Linked DNA regions of Homo sapiens: region 2 is linked to region 1. Evidence: chromatin loops called from intact Hi-C (ENCODE). Cell type or tissue: K562. All regions are shown on one strand.

What was found. Hi-C counts contacts between places; a loop is a spot of excess contacts. Peaks named below come from ENCODE experiments on the same cell type or tissue, not always from the same donor. Only the 100,000 strongest peaks of a DNase experiment are listed, where the experiment ranks them.
Region 2: it touches region 1 in a loop (1.9-fold over the local background); 3 of 110 quality-filtered maps call a loop at or near these places.

The regions. Positions count from the first base shown.
Region 1 is chr7:148,502,909-148,505,408 of GRCh38, reverse strand. No RefSeq gene overlaps it. Among named protein-coding and RNA genes, the nearest start is that of C7orf33, 87 kb to the left of the region's middle. In K562, a CTCF peak has its summit at 1,313 (motif pointing left); a DNase peak (open chromatin) is centred at 1,328; H3K27me3 peaks cover 795 bases.
Region 2 is chr7:148,752,225-148,754,724 of GRCh38, reverse strand. CUL1 (cullin 1) reads right to left here. Exons shown (of 22, transcript NM_003592.3): 3 at 575-749. Among named protein-coding and RNA genes, the nearest start is that of CUL1, 55 kb to the right of the region's middle. In K562, no CTCF peak of the experiment used is centred here; a DNase peak (open chromatin) is centred at 1,314.

The DNA of each region.
Region 1 (2,500 bases):
CTCAAAAAAAAAAAAAAAAAAGACACACAGGTAATCATACTAACTACTACGGCTCACTGAATGTCTACTGTGGGCCAGATGTTGTGCTAAACTCTTTTAAAGTATGCTTATCTAAGTCTGCAGCAACTGTCTGAGGTAGTGCTATTCATTCATTCCTGGCACAGATATTTATACGTGCCTGCTGTATGCTGGCCCTGTCCTGGATGCTGGGCCACAGCAGTGAACCAGATGGAGGGTAAGCCCTCCCTCATGGCACTTGCATTTTTGTATGCTGAAATGTTCAATAAACAAACAAATGAATCAAAATTATGTCTGGTGGCATTAAGAGCTATTGAGAAAAACAAATCAGGGAAGGAAGAAAGATAAAATGTAGGAGTCATGGCTTGAAGACCGAGAGTGGTGAGAACTGTCTCTATTTCACAGACGAAGAGTCTGAGACTCTGAGAGGTGAAGTGACTTTCCCAAAGTGACACAGATGTAACAGCTATAAAGAATGATCTGACAACTGTTGAATGTGGGAGGTGCTTTAAAGTCATTATTCCCAACCATTACTGTAACTCTGCCAAGTGAATGATATATGCATATTATATATATTTTATACTTACATATATTTCAGCTTCACTGACGTATAATTGACGAATAACAATTTTATATATTCTAAAGTGTACAATGTGATGATTTGATAGATATTGTAAAATGATTACAATCAAATTAGCATATTTATCACCTCACGTAGTTACCATATATACATTTCATCAAATAGGTTATAAATATAGGCGAGGACCCTGCGGCTCAGAAAGGTGAAGTGACCTGGCCAAACCCAGGTGACTTGCCCAAACCCAGGTTTCCATGCACATGCCCCTTCTACCACCATAAACCAATGCCTGCCGGCTGCCGCCTCATGGCAAAAACCTGACCCGAGGATGAGCCGGGTGCTGTAGGTTCCCAGGTGGTCAATTTCTATGACAGAGCCTGTCAGTTGCAACTGTAGAAATATCAGAAGGCTCCCTCTCTCCTATCCAAAGAGATTGATAGTTAAGGCTCAGCTGGAAGCACAGAGATAACCTATTTCCTTTTCTCTATAAATCCTCCCAGTCTTACTAATTTTTATTGATTGTTAGGGTGTAAGGGTTGGGAGTAGATGGGGGTTATATTTTTATCCTTTTTATTCCCTAAGCAATCAGTTACTATCACAAACAATTTCTTGATTACATTTGATGCTAGTATTTGATTTTGAACCTATTTTTAAAAATGTTCTGTTGATGGTAATTTATTTGTTCAATATTTTGTCTGTGCCTCAAACTGTGAGAATGTGCCATCTAGTGGCTTAATGCTGACATTACTTTTTCCTTGTAATTCAATGTTTGGTAGCGGAATTTCAGAATGTTTCTCTTTATTTAGAAACAATATTGTCAATCGGAGTTGTACAAAGAAGTAAACCTTTGATATTAAAAAATACAGTTTTGAACAGGAATTCTACATGCACAGGAAACTAGGTTGTAGAATTAACAATTGAAGAATAAATTTCCAGGTGTTATTGAGCCTCTACTGATGAAATTGCCCATGCTTTTCTGAAAATATTTACATAATGTGTGAGATTAAATGGAACAGAGAGATTAAATGGAAGAGTGAGATTAAATGGAACAGAGAGGAAGGTTGTCTTCATGTGCTGGTGGTCACAGGTCTTCGTGTGATACAGTGGGTTCCAGAGCTAGACCACCTGGACTTGGCCTTGGGCAGGTTATTAAAATCTCCGTGCCTCAGTTTCCTCATTTGTCACGGAAGTCTTGTGAGGATAAAGTGAGACAACAGAAGCAAAGTGTTCATTTTAGCACAAAGCCTGACACACCTCAAATGCCAGTATAGGTTTCCTCTTAGGATTCTGTCCCCATATAGTGCCTACTGTTTTCTCTGTCTATTGTCTCTGATGCTAATTCTATGTTCTATAGTGACGTCAACTATGAGGCCTCGGCTCTTGAAGGGCCCCGTGGAGGTGCTGGGCCTGGGTGCTGTCCGCTGGCTCACGTAGGCAGGTCTATTGCTCCACTGAAGGTGCTCCTGGCATCTAGAATATTGGGAGTCAGAATACTGGGAGTACGTCGTAGCATCTGATATAGCCAGAGCCTGTGATGGGTTACAGCCTCCAAGGTAGATATGTTGAACTCTGACCAACATTTCTGTGTCACATTCTGTCATATTGGGCCTAAGTGGTGCTACTTTATGTTTCTACTGTCTTGCTAATGAGCTACCAGAACCTGGAAAAGGCAAGGAGGATCTTCCCCAAGAAGCTTTGAAAGGAGCATGGCTCTGCCAACACCTTGATTTCAGACCTCTGGCCTCCTGAACTCTGAGAGAACAAATTTCTGTTGTTTTAAGCCACCCAGTTTGTGCTAATTTGTTACGACAGTGCTAGGAAATTGATACAGGAGGTTACTAGGGTTAAACAAATTACTTTGTAGAGGGTCCTTAAAACTGTTCTTTGCACAAATTAGAAACAGGC
Region 2 (2,500 bases), 250 kb before region 1:
TGTGTAAAGAGCAAGATCACATTTGAAAAACATGGTTTCCAAGACTGAATAACCTTACAATTATTTCTACACCTTGATAGGGAACACCACATTGGGTTCACAGTAAAATGCAGATAATTTGAATACATATTTGCTTTAAATGAAAAAGTTCATCATTTCTAACAACCAAATCCAAAATGGTTGGTAATTTAACGAAAGCACTATTATGCTAAAAGGTTATCAAAGCTTTCTAATTTTAAAAAACAGAAAGAGCTGGGCACGGTGGTGAGCATTTGCAGAGTCTCAGCTACTCAGGAGGCCGAAGTGGAAGGATCACTTGAGCCCAGGAGATCAAAAATCCAGCCTGGGCAACATAGTGAGATCTCCATCTCGAAAAAACAAAACCCTAGAATATAGTTTATGGTGATTTCATATTCACAGTAGGTAAAAGACTATGCAATAGCAAAACACTGTCACCTACGTTAGTGTCTAAAACAGTAACAGATGACAGTGAAAGATTTAACAAGTTAGAACCATTATTTCACTTTTTTTATATCCTGTTATGAATACTCAGTATATATATAAAACATCTTACCTTAAGAAGATTTGTCAAGTAATTCTTCAAAAATTCCTTAAGTCGTTTATATAATTCCAGGCCAACAAACTGAGCTCCTCCAGGTGTCTGCCCCTTTTTCGACTTAGAAGGAGGAACTCCAGCTCCTCGTGCTTGGTTTGACTGGTGAACACTAGTACAGTAGTTATAAACATGACTTGGAGAAAAGTTAAGGAAACCAACATATATCACAGACGTTAACGGTCATTAACATAAACATATTTTCTTATATTTCATTACCAATGCATTCCCAATATATCAACCAAAACCTGTTAAAAACTAGAATGGAACAAAGATCCCATTCACACTATCCATAAAGCTAAAAGTCAACAAGCCCCATTCACAAGGTTGTTGGTAGGCCTTGAGAGCAACACCGCCAAGGTGGAGAAGGGAACATTCCAGGAGGGAGGTTGCCTATAAAAAAATCTGGACCTTTTAGATTATCTGATGTGACTGACCTTGTGGAAAACTGTCCCAAAAGAAAAATGCAATTACTGACTCCAGGAAAAACAAAAAGCTAACAATAAGCACTGTCTATTATGATGCTCAGCTGTAACTTTTTCAGAGGCACAGATTCTAAATATTGAAATAACACAAACTTTATTTTAAAATGACTCAGAGAGCCAAGTCCTTATATTACAATAGTCATAGCCATCTAAAACTTATCAGTGAACGGCAGCAGTGTCCACACACTCCTGAGAAAGAGAGAGATGTATAAACCACAGCACAGACAGCTGATTGCAAAACAGCTGCATCTGCAGGGGGAGCGCAGAGAATGAGAAGATGGGGCCAGGCAGGGCAGAAAACCACCGTGTTCTGTTGTATCCTTTAAATATGATGAGCTTATCTGCATGTATTATTAATTGAATAAAATGAACGGAAAGATACTTATACTCAGAAAGATCAACAAAACAGAACAAAACAATATTCTGGTATAATTAAGAATTTACTATATAAAGATACTTCAAGACAACGGGTAAAAGATAGATTATCTAATAAATGGCATGAGGGCAAGATATTTCTAAATATTCCATGTTATATTCCAAAATATATTACAAATGGATTAAGATTTAAAATATACAAGCTAAAACAGTAAAACCAAGAATATATATGTGAACGCTTATCTGTTCTCAGGCTGGAGCGGCCCTTTCTAAGTAAGATCACACAAAAAAATGAATTCAGGCTGGGCGCGGTGGCTCGCGCCTGTAATCCCAGCACTCTGGGAGGCCGAGACAGGTGGATCACAAGGTCAGGAGATTGAGACCATCCTGGCTAACACGGTGAAACCCCATCTCTACTAAAAACACACACAAAAAATTAGCCGGGCGTGGTGGCAGGCGCCTGTAGTCCCAGCTACTCGGGAGGCTGAGGCAGGAGAATGGCATGAACCCGGGAGGCGGAGCTTGCAGCGAGCTGAGATCATGCCACTGCACTCCAGCCTGGGCGACAGAGCAAGACTCTGTCTCAAAAAATAAATAAATAAATTCAAAATTGTAGATTAAGATGAAATACCTTAAACTATCTTTAATAAATTAAGGTAATTTAAAGCAATTAAAAAAATGAATCTCTATGGAAACATGAACAAAATATACCACAGAAAATCTAAAAGGTAAAATAAATATATACTAATGCCCCCAAACCTAATAAAATAACCAATCTAGGTAATAATCAAAGAACTATACTTTAAAACAATGAAAAATTATTAACTATTTCAATTGTATAGAGAATCACAGATTACAATAAACAACTACTGTATACTCATGACCCAGTTTTGATAGATCTTACTGCATTCCCACACTTGTCTCATATTCCACCTACAGCCTCCCTCAACTTTTGAGAAAATAAAATATTACAGGTTATAAGTGAAGCACTATATTCTCCCTCTTTCATCCCACTCCTTCCTCTTAC